Linked DNA regions of Mus musculus: region 2 is linked to region 1. A link is a contact called in ENCODE Hi-C or POLR2A ChIA-PET data. All regions are on one chromosome and are shown on one strand. Each heading gives the region's core, a stretch centred on a gene start or an enhancer-like site at or near the end of the contact. The rest is flanking DNA. Distances are from core to core; before and after follow the strand shown.

Region 1 (7,226 bases), core at 1,388-3,887:
TGGAACTCAAGCAGGTCAGAAAGCAGGAGCTGATGCAGAGTCCATGGAGGGATGTTCCTTACTGGCTTGCTTCTTCTGCCTTGCTCAGCTTGCTTTCTTATAGAACCCAGGACTAACAGCCCAGGGATGGCACCACCCACAATGGGCCCTCTCCGCTTGATCACTAATTGAGAAACTGCCTTACAGCTGGATCGCATTTCCTCAGGGAGGCTCCTTTCTCTGTGCTAACTCCAGCTTGTGTCAAGTTGACACACAAAACCAGTACACAGTCTTAGCTGCAAGTGCTTTTACCCAGTGAACCATGTCGCTGACCTAGTAGTAATATGCTTTTGTTGAGGGCTCTTGGTGCCGCTTCTAGGAATTTGGCATTTGTCACTGGGCTCGAACAAGGAAGTCGGCTCAGCTAAGCATGTCAGAAACGGTGACCACGGGGCTTTGTTTACTGCTTTGCTGAATTAATGCCTTGTGTGATCTCTTTGCTGACCACTTAATCACTATCCCGTGTGATCTCTTTATTCACTACTTGGCTTGATTGCTTTGTCTTTGATCTAAGAGCTGACCATGGTTTTTGGATGTATCTAGGCTATTTCAGCCTCAGTGCAGACTGGAGTCATGCTATAATTTTGTCTAATTGTTTTTCTTCTTTTCCAATCCTCACTCCCTTGCTTTAGACCCTGTTGACTGACTGAGCTGTCTTGGCCATGCTTTTAATTTCAAATCCCACTTGTCTGATACATGCATTAGGAAGGTAATGACTTTATCTACGCGTGCTTGCAGGGAGCCAAGCCAATCCAAGACTTCCTTGGAAGCCCGCATGACAAGACAAGGGGAGCATCTCTTCCTTGGCCTTACCAGGAACGGATTTGGTGAGGCCTGCAACCTGCTGCAGCCAATGCCTCAGGGGAGTCAAGGTTGTCATGGTTTCTGGGGTCTGGACTCTTCCCCCTGGGAGGTAGTTATCCGTCCTTGGGCAGCTGTGTCTGAGGCATCCTGTGTTCTCTTTGCCAAGACTGTCTGACCTGTAGCTTGGCCGTTCTCCCCCCTGTAAGTAGTATATAAGATGTTATACTTAATCCTCCTGACCCCAGGTATTGCCTTTGTGTCTTCTCTGCTTCTTAACCTGATCCTCACACACAGCACCTCATTCGGGACCCTTATTTCTGCCGGTTTCAGGTCAAATGTTTGTCTTATAACCTTTCTATGCTCACTGTATTCAGTTTTTTGCTAGTTATAGGAACTGGAGGAGGAGGAGGATGAGGAAGAGGAAGAGGAAGAGGAGGAGGAGGAAGAGGAGGAGGAGGAAGAGGAGGAGGGGGAGGGAGGGGGAGGGGGGAGGAAGAGGAGGAAGAAGAGGAGGGGGGGAATCTTTTATGCTATTCCCTTTCTTGTCTTATTGCATTGGTTGAAACTTCCCGTACGGTGTCAGACAGTAGTGATGAGCTGGCCTTGTGCCTGCTGTCTGCAGGAGAGCCACCAGCTTCTCGTCTTCCACTCTGGGATCGGCCATGCTCTGTGGATTTTTATTATGATGTTGAAGTTCCTTTCCATCTCTTAGTTGCTGAGCATTTTACCCCATGTAGTTTGTGTTTTTGCCACATGGTGTTTTGGTTTGGGTTTTCTGTCTGTTTGTTCTTTGTTTTTGTTTTTTTTTTTTATTTGTGGTTTGGTTTTTGGTTTTTTATTATTGTTTTGTTTTGTCTTTTTCTTTCTTCAGTCTCTTCAAACAGTGAATTTTATTAATTGGCTTTCTAATACTGAGCCAGCCTTACATGCCTAGTAAACTCCCTCTTAGTTGTGGTGCTGGGTCCCTTTGCTGACACTCCTAGCCTATAATGACTTTCTAGCCTTGGGCTGAGCCTGTGACTGGAAGGATCGCCTTTTTCCCTCCACAGGCCTGTTTTCATTATTTCATTAAAGCCTAAGCCACAATGCACTGCTCTGCTGTACCTGGGCCTTGTCCCTGACTCTGCCAGCTTGAACCAGCTTGAACCAGGGCAGGTCTAATCTTCCTACTGAATCCATACCCCATACACTGTGCAATCTGGGTGCATTCCGGGCTCCATAGCAGAGCCCCCACCTCCACCCACACCCACACCTCCACCCACACACAGCCTCCTCAGAGCTTCTTATTGTTTTGTTTTTGTTTTATGAATACACACTAGCTCTCTTCAGACACACCAGAAGAGGGCATCAGATACCATTACAGATGGTTGTAGCTGGGATTTGAACTCAGGACCTCTGGAGCTCTTAACCGCTGAGCCATCTCTCCAGCCCCCCCCCCCCCTTCACGGCTTCTTACCTCTCTCTAACTCTGAGCTCTTTGAGCTCTGCTACAACCCAGAGACCACAGCAAGCGGCCTCCACAGCGCACACATTTCCTGGGAAACTGGGCTGATCCTTCATCCTGCTTCTGGGAATACAAAAAAGTAAACCAGATCCAGCCAGCCACTGTCCTCAGACCCTGCAGTGTTGTGGAAAGAGATATGAATGAGTCACAGAGGAGTCAAGGTCAGATCCGAGAGGCAGGGAAGTACAGCAGCCAATCCCAGCGCCCTTTAGCGGCTATCCTGTGCGGCTACCCAGGATGCTGCTTGCAGCTTCGATGACCTCTCCCTGGCTCCGGCGCTGATGCCAGTCAGAGCTTCCCCGCTTTCCCTTCCTTTCCATTGTAAACACATCAACGGCTGACCACTGCCCGAGACCAGTCATCACTATTCAGTTTAAAAACCCCCTGAGAGACCATGGAACCGGCTCCGTCAATGCAGCGCCTGCGGCCCAGCACGAGGACTTGCGTTCTGATGACCAATGTCCTTGTGAACACATCGGTCATGTGATGCACATCTAGAGTCCCAGGACTGCCAGAGGTCTGGTACCCGTGGACTTCTGGAACTCACTGGCAAGTCAGCCTAACAAAGTTACTAAACTTCCATGAGAGAATCTGTCTCAAAAATATGAAGACTGAGTGAAAAAAAAAAAAAACATGTACTCTTAATTTCTGCCTTCTACACACACAAACACACACACACACACTTCCCTCTGAGGCTAAGGAAAGACAGCTGCACCTGGCCCAGCCAGCTCTCCTCAGAGCTGAGAGGTCAAAAGTCTGACATTTTTTGGACCCCACACAAAAAAATTAATTCCTAGACTGGAGAGAGACTCAGCAGTTAGAACACATGGTAGGTTTACTGTTTGGTTCCCAGCACCTATAGGAATGACTCATGACCACCCGTAATGCCAGCTCTGAGAAATCTGCCCTCTTCTGGCCTCTAAGTTACCTGCATTGTGCTTTTGTGCGTGCATGCACCCCACACCCCCACACCCACCCATGCACTCAAAAATTTAAAAATAATAAATATTTTTAAAAGTTTCAACTGTATTATAAAGTCTGCCTGGGTGGTCTTTATGAAAAATAGTTCGTGATTTCTTTTGTAGAAGAGCCCCCACCCCCACCCCCCACCCGTAAATGGGAAAATCCTGGCACCATCTTGAGACGGTGCTGAAAGGCGCTTTCTCTGAGGACTTCCTTCTGACTTGTAAATTAAGAACAAAGCTCCATTCTGCCCCTGTCTAAAGAAGGACACAGTTAGGGGCAGATGTTTTAAGGGTCATCCCCCACACCATGAGCCCACGTTTGATACTCATGGTCGATATATTTGTCCCAAGGGATAGTGGGATAAAAGTCAGGCAGTGGTAAACAGATGCTGACCCATTCATTGTTTGAGCTGGGATTTGTTCAAGTGCAGATTCTCACTGAGGGGAAAGGGGCGTGGAGAGAAAAATCAGAGCATGAGACAAACAAGTCCTACCCCTGCTCAGACTCACTAACAACTAGACCTGTTGCCTAGAGTGCGTGACTGCAACAGGAACCACCCACCAACAAGAGTCCAGTGCCTCCCCCACCCCCAAGGGACTGATGGCTCCCAGGCTAGCTGGGAGGAAGGCTGGGAGCAGAGAGAGGCAGCCCCATGTGACTTCCCGGGAGCCTGTTTGTTTATTCTGGTGAGACAGGCAGACAAACTCCCAGCTGGCCTGGGAACTGTCACAAAGCTACAGTTACTTGCCTCTGACCCCTGAACTCCAGACCTGCATCTCTCTTTTCCTTTGTCATTTACCATTGTTGCTGTTGGCTTTTTGAGATGGGATCTCTCACTCACATGCAGATGGTCCCTTGTTGAAAGGAGCATGTGAGAGAAGAAGAGACAGCCGCCTAGAGCGTAAGACAGTCTATGACCTCCCAACATTACCACAGAGGACCAAAATTCCAACCACTGAGGGACACGCTCATGGCAGGGACCAGTTAACAGATGAGTTGAGGGTCACTAAATCTAGTTCTTTCCACACCCACTGGTGACAGTGAGAAGATGATACCAGGGAAGGTGCCATGCCTCACTGTGGAGGCTGCTCTACCTCAGGAGCTGTGTGGCACTTGCCTCAGATGGGCTCTGATGCTGCCAGGCTGGCTGCTTGGATCCTGTTCCTAACTCTGTAGCCGCAATAGTGTCTTCATCTGGCTGAGCCAGAGCCCTGCAGTGCTTGCTTGCAAAATTCTCTCTCTCTCTCTCTCCCTCTTTCCCTCTCCCTCTTTCCCTCTCCCTCTCCCTCTTTCCCTCTCCCTCTCCCTCTCCCTCTCCCTCTCCCTCTCCCTCTCCCTCTCCCTCTCCCTCTCCCTCTCCCTCTCCCTCTCCCTCTCCCTCTCCCTCTCCCTCTCCCTCTCCCTCTCTCTCTCCTCTGTTTGTGTGTGTGTGTGTTAGGTGGTAGGTGTCTTCCTCTCACTGTCTTCTCCTTTGAACCTAGAGCTTACCATTCATCTAGACACCATGGCCAGAAAGTTCTGCGATTGGCCTATCTCTGCCCCCCTAATCCCCAACACCCTCCTCCCAACCCAATGCAAGGATTATAGACAGGGACCATCATGCCCGGCTTTCGCATAATGTTGGGTATCTAAACTTAGGTCCCATGCTTGCCCAGTGACCATTCTACCCACTGAACCATTCCTAGTCCCTGCTTGGGTTGGTTTTTTTTTTTAACAAAACAAAACAAACAAACAAAAATCAGGGTTTTTCTTTGGCCTAGAGCCTGCCAATCATGCTAGGCTTGGCTGGCCAGCAGTCCCAGGAACCCTATCTGCACCCCCAGCACACCAGAGCACCTAGCTTTTAACCATGGGCTCTGGGGATAGAGCCCAAGTCCTCCTGCTTGCAGCAAAGGCAAGCAGTTTGCCAGCTGGGCTTTCTTGCCAGCCCTTTGCTCCCTTCTTATTCCCATGCAATCCCCTTCACCCCACAGCCTGAGACTTGGGGATACCTATGGCATGTCACTAGAGTTGCATACACACCCTTGGGTGAGCTTTCAGTAGGCCCTGTGCCAGCCGGCTGGAAGGACTCCACCCAAACTACTGTGTTCATGAAAGGGACTCAGACTCTGACTGAAGTCCTGGGGGGATTTATAGAAACACCTCTGTTATGAATAACTCTAACCTAAATGAATATTTCCTGGGGCTGGGGTATACAGCTCAGCTAGGCTTGGCTGGCCAGCAGCTCCAGGAATCCTATCCAGCATGCACACCCTAGGTATGATCCCCAGCCCCCAAAATTAATTAATTAACTAGTTAGTTAACTAATCAGAGGGTTTTGTTTGAAGTTGGGCTTTTGCTAAACAGTTTTATCGAGCTGTTATCCAGGTGCCCCACAATTCACCAGTTTCCCTTGTAGCATCCAATGCCATCAGTATCTTCATGGAGTTACACAACCTCCACAATCTATTTTCAAACATTGCATCACTCCTCAAACAAGCCATACCCCGTAGCCATCAGCCCAGCATACTGCTCCCACCCTCCCCACCCCCCATCCCCCGTCTAGCCTTTGACGCTAATCCACTTTCTGTGTCTGCGTTTGTTCACTCCGGACATAAATAGAATCAGATATTATGTGGCTTTTAGTGTCTGCTTCTTTCACTTAGCAGATATCTTCCAGGTTTCTCCCACCGTAGCAGTCTCCGGAACATCTTTCCCTTAAGCTGAGTCATGTTCCGTTGGGTGGTAACAAACCGCATCTTCTTTACCCATCTGTTCCGTTAATGGGCATTTGGGTTGCTTGGCTGTCTGGCTTTTAGGAACACCGCTGCCGTGAGCATTTCTATAGGCAAGTTTTTAAAGTACTGCTTCTCCTTTGCAATCACCAGTCAGGAATGTACCGAGGTCCTCAAGAGACTGGTTGGCTAAGGGTATAAACCCCAAAGACTTCACAGAGGGTCGGGGGGCAGCTTAAGACTCCAGGGTCCAATGTGCTTGCAAGTGTGGAACTGTGAGGAGTGCAGAGTTGCCCCTGCCCATCCTCACTGCCCCCTCCAGCTCACGCCCTCCTGTCGGGGGAACCTTGATGGTACCAGGCACTGGTGATTTGGGGATCCGCTGTATGAATGACTTTAGGTCTGGTGGCATATGGTTATGTAATTCATGGTCAGGTCTGTGTGCTACTGTTACATAGGCTTCTTAGAAGCACCCCTAGATGCCGTCTTGTTGAGAGGCAAGGACACTAGGTAGGCACAATATCACTACCTTGAACTTCATGCTCCTGTCTCCACCTCCGGAGTGCTAGGGTTAAAGGTGTGTGCCACTACTCCTGGCATATGCCATGCTGGGGATAGAATCCAGGGTCTCCTGTATGCTAGGCAAGCACTCTACCACCTGCTACATCCCCAGGCCCCAATCATCTTTGTAAAGACTTTTAACTTTATGTGTACCAGTGTTTGGTCTGTGAACCATCGGCATGCAGTGCCCAAGGAAACTAATAGTGTGTCAGAGCCTTTGGAACTGGAGCTACAGATTAGCTGCCATTTGGGTTCTGAGAATTGAACCCAGGTCCTCTGCAAGAGCAGCCAGTGCTCTTAACTGCTGAGCCCTGTCTCCAGCCCCATTTTTAAACGAGAAAATAATCATATATTTTAGCATGTTGGTGTTATACTGTTGCATAACAAACTACTTCAGGATTTAGTAGACTAGGGGCTACATAGGACACAGTGTCCCCAGAAAAACAAAAAATCGGGCTGGAGAGATGGCTCGGTGGTTAAGAGCACTGACTCTTCTTCCTGAGGTCTTGAGTTCAATTCCCAGTAACCACATGGTGGCTCACAACCATCTGTAATGGGATCTGATGCCCTCTTCTGGTGTATGTGAAGACAGCTACAATAAACATATACATAAAATAAATTTAAAAATCTAAAAAAAA
Region 2 (7,226 bases), core at 1,974-4,473, 89 kb before region 1:
CACAGTCCCTGGCAACCACACACATGCTTTCTGCCTCTATGGATTTTCTGTTCAATGGGCTCATGACACCATGGAGCCTTTTGTGTCTGTCTTTTGCTTCCAAATGGCCTGTGAAGAGGGTGTGTCCCTCATATTTTCCTTTATTATTTCTCTTTGTCTCCTTGTCTGTCAGAGAGGGAGAACATTTCCTCTCAGGATTCTTTCAAGATCCCTAAGCCAGTATCACTAGAGCGCTCAGTGCACATCTAAGCCACAGATGCATGAGAGGTGTTCCACAGTTCCAAGCCACCACAGTCCCTGTGTGTGCTGAACCCAAAGCTCTTTCCTACGAGGGCTTTCAAGGCCGTTGCCAAGACCCAGGGGACTCAGTGCTCTGGGAGGAAACCAGGTCTGGCTTGTTGTTGTTGTTGTTGTTGTGGTGGTGGTGGTGGTGGTGGTGATGGTGGTGGTGGTGGTTTGGTTTGGTCTGGTTTGGCCTGGTCTGGTCTGGTCTGGTCTGGCCTGGTCTGGTCTGGCCTGGTCTGGTCTGGTCTGGCCTGGTCTGGTCTGGCCTGGTCTGGTCTGGTCTGGTCTGGTCTGGTCTGGGAGCCAGGAGCAACAAAGAGCCAGGTGATAAGCCCTTCCTGGCCTTGCTCAGCATCTCTGAGAATGCAAGCGGTTCCAGGTTCCAGCTCAGCCCCTCCCTCTGTTTTTACACCTGTCTTCTTAGAACACTTGTCATCAGGGGCCCAAGAGAGCTGATCTCAAGTCCTGGACTCAATGGCATTCCCCAGAGAAAGTCACATTCTTTTGGGGTTCAGGTCTCAAAACACAGACACATCACTTGAGGCCACCATGCAGATCTCCACTGCATCTTAAGGACAAAGTTCCTGAGGTGGCTGAGAGGACTTTTCCAACAGAAGCCCATGAGAAATGCAGCCCAGGCTAGCCCATGGGGGCTGCTGCCACACAGAGTTCTCAGTCATCACTGGTTACGTTGTCCTCTCTCCCTGGCCACTTACCTAAAGGCTAGTCCTCCGACACCAGGTTTCTGTGTGCTTGACCCATATTCCCTGGGAGGAACCCAGGGCAGACTCAATGTCGTAGGTCCAGGATCCAGTTACAAATCTTTTACTGTACACTTCAGTGCGTGCTAATATAGATGCTGTCTCCCCTCTGACCTACTATACTATCACGGTCTAGAAAGGATGAGCACCAATCAGAGAGGTCCCTGGAAACAGAGGTTGAGCCTGAGTGAGACATCACATCTTAAGGGTCAAGTTCCCTATGGGACCTCAAGAGGTCTTCTTCCCTCCACCCTACCCCCCACCCCTGTCTGATGGCACAAGGATGCCAACGGACCCCTGCAGCTTTTCCTGGAGGGCTGCGTGAATTGGTCCTACAAGGACATGGAATGTGAATCCCGAGCTACTGGGAGACAGGAGTTGCAGCTGGTGCCATGCCAAACTGGGGTGCCGTGGTCAGTCGTCACAGTCCTCTGTGCGCATGGTTTGATTTACAGGAGGCCGAGAGCAGCTCCAACTGCAGACAGAAAACTATTTGAAGCAGCTGCCAGATGTTGTGTCTGAGCTGGGTTTTACAACTTGCTTACTGGTGAACAGCCACCTCCTGCTGGAGTTCAGCTTGCCCCAGTGGGTTTGGGCCCTGGCGCCAACCCCACAAGCCTGTCTTTTCAGCTGCCTGAAGGCTCGCTCCTGTTTAGCAGGAATCTTGTTGGGACGTTGAGGGGGAGCCAGGCTGGGAGCCCAGTTTCCAAAGCATCCCACCTTCCTGAGGAGGTCCTGAGGGTCTGACTTCAGGATTTCTCTCAGAAGCTCTAAGAACGCTCTGGAATGCCTGTCTGAGCTCAAGCACTTGGGGTGTGGCCTGAGAGATGTATGTACCGAGTATGACTTTTTTGTCTTTCTTGTTCTGTGTCCTGGTCTCTCCCGCTTTAGCCATCTGACCCCAAAGGCACAGAGGACGAGGGCTGGGACCAAAAGCTCAGCCAAGAGCTTCTAGAAGGTTCCTAACATTGTGCACGAGAGAGGGAGGTACTAGTGAGTACAGCCTGTCTGTGGATGCCGCAGTGTTGAGCCAAGACAGCCCTAAAGGGTGGTCAGGATTTTCCCTAGCATGAGACTACTGGAGTTCACTGGAAGTTAGAACACATTTCTAGCCCTCCCTGTGGCAAGGGACTCGGGACTCCAGGCTCATGATCACTTCCTGGGGCTGTGAAGCAGAGCTGAGTGTGACAGGGAAAGGGGCGGGGAGGAGGAAGGAGACGCGTGATTAATCTTGTTGCCTGTGAAAGCATGCCTGTGTCCGTCCAGGAATCCTGGCCGAGGGCCGCCAGAGTGGACAGAGTGTTCAGTCCCCTCCTGAAAGCGCCAGCGATGTTTTGTCCGCCGGGAAGGAAAACACCCTTTGCCTAAGCTAGAACTTGGCTCTGCCTCCGGGAGACGCCTGGGAGGCCTCCTTCTGAGAGGAGTGTAGTTGAGGACTAGAGGGTTTTGAGAGCCCTGCTTCTCTGAGGTGCCAGGGGTGCCCTCTAGCCTCAGGACCGCCCCTCTGTGATCTTGCCCAGCTACTCCCCCACCCAACCCCCCTTTTTTTTTCCTTCTGCAATAAGAAAAAAGAAAAAAGTTCCCAATGGTTCATCTCTCCCAAAAACCTGTGTTACCCGCCCAAAAATGATGGCGGAACTTAAGACATTCCCAGGCTGGCCCACATCAGGCACAGTGACCCTGCAGAAGTATAGGGACTCAGGCCCAAGATCATACGTCTGGGGTTTGGACTCAACATCTGTGAATGTGGCCCTGTCAGCTGCCCAGGTAGCCTGACTGTGCCTTCTGTGATTGGGAATAATAATAACTTTGAACCAAGCTCATGCTATTACCAAGATCAAAGGCAGTGTGAGTGAGGAGATATGACCAGAAGCCCAAGAAGCCATGCATATACGCACGCACGCACGCACGCACGCACGCACGCACGCACGCACGCATGCCCTAGAATCATTACCCATTTATTTACGGGGCAGTGGGAAAGAGACGCCTCCTAGCAATCCCTACTGCTGCCAGACAGCCCCTCCCTCTGGCTCAGCACTTCCTCCTGGGTCCTTAGCAGCCCTTCAGGAAGCTGATGGTCTCTTTGAGCATGCCCCCCCCCCGCCCCCACTTCCTGAAAGGATGGATTTGGCTGCAGGTGTCACTTCCTTCAAGGGAAGCCATGCAGCAGCCCAGCCCAGACTCACCCTGAGAACATGCCGGCCTCCTATGAAGGCTCAGAGGCCAGGGTTCCTGTCAGGATAGCCTATAAAATGTTGCCAAAGACCCCAGACTAATGGAGTCCCATTAGACCCAAACAGGTCTTGGCCCCATTGCCTGTGCCAGACGCACGTGGACACTGAATAGAGACCCAGAAAACCTGAGGTTCAACGGGAGGACACGAACTGGCAGACACGGGGCAGGGGCTGCAGGGGAGAATGTGGTGGACCCTCCCAGGCATCCTGGGCAGGGATGTCCTAGGGGCATTGGGAAGGATGAGTAGGAGGGTTCCAGAAAGGAAAGTAAGCCCATTTATGTAGGTTTCTAAATACAACTGGTTGTTCTGAGTAGCTCTTTGTAAAACAATAGAGTCCAGGGTTCAATTGGCTTTGTGGTAGACATAGAGGTCATAGTTAGTGATGGTGGTGGTGATGGAGATGGTGGTGAAGATGATGATGATGGTGATGATGACAGTGATGGTGATAGAGATGGAGATGGTGCTGGTGGTGGTGGTGATGTCATCCAAGCACATGTGTCTGTAGCCCACAGAAAGCTCTGTGAAGAGTCTTAGAAGCCCAGGTAGTCTCTGGGGCCCAGTCCATCCAGTTTCTGGCTTTCTGAGATGAACCCCTTCAGAGCAACTCTCTTGAGGAAGGCCCTGGATTCCTTCCCTATTCTGCATCTGGTCCTTTTCCACTGGGGATCCCGGGGCAGTCATGAGTCAGGCCAGCAAGACTGCTGTCACACAGTGGGGCATGGGTTCAGGATAGTAGCACCCCACCGGCTCTTGCATGGCCGAGAGCCTGTGGAAAGTTTTTTCCTGAAGTGACCCCACGGGACTAGAAAAATGGCTCCGTGGATAAAGAACTTGGCTCAACTCCTTAGCAGTCATGTGAAAAGCCAAGGAAGACTTTGTGTCTGTCACACCAGCCATGGGGCCGACACACAAAGGAGGAGAGGGGAGACCTAACACAGCGGTTCTCAGCCTTCCTAACACTGTGACCCTTTAATACACTTCCTCATGTTGTGGTGACCCCAACCATAAAATTATTTCGTTGCTCCTTCATAACCGTAATTTTGCTACTGCTATGAATGGTAACATAAATATCTGATACGGGGCCCTAAAGAAGTCTCCACCCACAGGTTGAGAACTGCTGGTCTAGCTTAATCAGTGAGAGACCCTGTCTCAAAAAAATAAGGAAGAGATCAGTTGAGGAAGACTCCTGACATCAGCCGCTGGCCAGTACGTGCTCACACATGTACAAGTTCTTGTTTCTGTGCACACATTACAATATGTAAACACACATAGAACACATACACAGTACACATACAGACACACACACAGAACACATACACAGACACACACACAGACACACACACAGACACACAGACACACACACAAACACACACAGACACACACACAGGCACACACACACACAGACACACACACAGACACACACACACAGACACACACACACACACACAGAGACACACACACAGACACACACAGATACACACACAGACACACACACACACACACATAGACACAGACACACACACAGACACACACACACACACATACACACACACACAGACACACACACACACACACACACACACACACACACAGACACACACACAAACAGTCCTAATTTCTCTTCATGCTGGCTCCCAGGTCTGGGAGGCCAAGTTTTCTGCAGACTGACTCCTGGTTGTTCTAGAAAGCCTGTCCCGGGCAAGGTAGTCTCTTCCTCCTGCACCTGCGCCTGCACCTGCACTACTTATGATTTGGGCGTGCTCTGTGGCCTCACCGAGGGCAGCTCTGCAGAGGGGCCACAACAAGCAGGCTGGCCTCCCCAGGGCCACATGACTCCTGTTTTCTCCGTAAACATTGCTCGGTCCAAGACCAGCGAGGACACCTGACCCGGCCGAGGTTACCCTGGTCTTCTGAGCTCTGTGTCAGCTGCCAGCTTATTTTTATGAGCTGTTTAATCTGCTCACTGTCCTCTGTTCCCAGTAGATGAGGACACGCATTCCAGGATGACCTCGAATGATAACAGCAGCTGTCTAGACAGAGGCTGGCCCCAACACCATCATAAATAAAAGTAGCTTTGTGCTCCAGGCTCTCGTCTGAGCCCAGGGAGGGGCGAGCAGGCCCCTGGTGGGCCGGCTGCCACAGGGCTCACCCAGCTACTGTCCGCCCCTACCCCACACCCTGGGATCCTAATAGAGTGCCTAAGACCTGCATGAGGGCAGAAAGCAGCCTGCTGGTCCTAGGATGCCCTTGGAGGAATGCAGTACTGAACATTGGCCCTTTCTCTGCTCCATCCATCCATGTGATCTGATGGGGTTGCTTAGACAGCACACAAGGCAGTCATGTGCTGATCTAACTTTACACCCCAGAGTTAGCGCTCTGCCTGCTGCTCCCTGGGCCCGGGGCCTCCAGGCACAGCCAGAAGTTTTGGCCTCCTGCTCTCTCCCTTTACTATCTCCTTGCTCCATGAAGCCCGTGCTCCCTCCACATGGTGTTCATTCTCTGGTGTGTTTTCTACTCCCTCTCTCAATGCCGACTGAGCCCTGTTTCCACAGAGCCAGGCAAGGCTGAACTCAGGGCTGAGAGGAGCTGGCAGATAGAAGGACCTTGGGATGCCCCATGAATTCAGAGAGCTGGGCATGGCTAACTCATCCATCGGGTGCACCAAGAGTGTGCAGAAGCATCCATGGGTGCATTCAGGCCAACGTGTGTGTGTGTGTGTGGGGGGGTGGCATACGAAGGAGGCCACAAGGGAATTAAGCCTCTGGCTCTTCTCTGGGTGTGTGGCATGGTTCATTTGGCTTCTCATGGGGGACAGGAAAGCTGTGGAGCACAGTGAGAGATTTGGAGAGAACAAAGATGGTTCTTGAATACAATCTGGCTCTTGGGTATGACTGGAGGTGAGGAGACAACTGTGGGCTAGATTCTACAAAGATGTATGTCATTGTGACATGGTATGTACCACGGTGCCCTGCGCAAGGGATAGGCCTTATTATCATTACTAGAGACTTGGGGACTAGATCTCAGTGCCGAACACCCCTTCTTTGAAAGGGGCACAGCTCCCCAGGGGCTTGGCACACCTATGCTGATCTCTCACTCCTGAGCGCATAGGTCTTCATAAAGCACAGGTCCTCAGAGACTGGGACCTGGGGACAGCAGAAGGGACAGCGCCCAGATGAGACACACCTACAGTGCACACACTGGTCCTTCCCTGTGCCCTGGCAACAGCCAGCACAGACCTGGAGATCCTTTTGTTTGAAACCTTGGTCAGCCTATTCCATCGAAATGGCCCTGTAGAGCTGAAGGGCCCAGTAAGGAATTCCCAAACCAAGCAGGTCCCTCCCACTCAGCGGAGGTCACTTTTCCTCCCTCCCCAGATCCCACCCGCACACACCCACAGAGGCTCCAAAATCAGGAGAGATGTCGCTGTGCTGGAGATAAAGCAGCAATGACTATTCTAAGGGGAGAGAACGTGTAGGATCTTCCTTGGATCCCCAGATGACATCTACCCCTGTGACAGGTACTACCAAGCCAGGAGTCCCCTTCCACATCCATGGTAGCCAAGCAACCTTGGTCTACCCCATCCCCAGGAGGCACCCCCATTCTGGCTTCACGGAAGGCAGCAAGTCCTCTGTGCTTTGAACATTTGTTCACATCCCTGACCTTTCAAGGTAGAGAAGAACGTCCGGGAGAGACGGTGGTGGGGATGGGGCCACTGTAGGTCCATCAGAAAAGGCAGTGTGGACAGCAAGGAAAGCAGCCATTTCCAGGAACAAGAGACAAGGGGCAAGGCTGATGAAGTAACCTAGAGAGGACCAGGGTAGGATGGGACTCCTGTCCTGTCATTGGCCACAGCCTTCACCCCCCAAAACACATCCAAGTCAAACAGGAAGACTGTAAGGAAGAAGGCAGAGAGTTTCCTCCCTGTCTTTTGTTTTGAGATAGGA

Evidence for each region. A loop is a pair of places that touch in the nucleus more often than their neighbours do. ChIA-PET counts read pairs that join two places held with the same protein, here RNA polymerase II (POLR2A).
Region 2: a loop to region 1 is called in a map of v-Abl transformed pro-B cells, with 1.9 times the contacts of the local background. The contact joins two enhancer-like sites. A Hi-C loop is called at or near these places in 2 of 37 maps with a recorded cell type or tissue (T-helper 17 cell and v-Abl transformed pro-B cells). POLR2A ChIA-PET finds 5 or more read pairs at or near these places in 1 of 5 experiments (embryonic stem cell).

What each region holds. Positions count from the first base shown.
Region 1 is chr4:149,795,547-149,802,772 of GRCm38, reverse strand. It overlaps Gm42354 (a long non-coding RNA gene), which reads right to left. Exons shown (of 3, transcript XR_881588.1): 2 at 2,300-2,461; 3 at 244-1,042. Among named protein-coding and RNA genes, the nearest start is that of Gm42354, 8.5 kb to the right of the region's middle. Within about 2 kb of position 2,637, at least 1 of the 3 ENCODE cell types and tissues checked has a DNase peak (open chromatin) inside an H3K27ac peak, as active enhancers do.
Region 2 is chr4:149,885,113-149,892,338 of GRCm38, reverse strand. No RefSeq gene overlaps it. Among named protein-coding and RNA genes, the nearest start is that of Gm13070, 14 kb to the left of the region's middle. Within about 2 kb of position 3,223, at least 1 of the 3 ENCODE cell types and tissues checked has a DNase peak (open chromatin) inside an H3K27ac peak, as active enhancers do.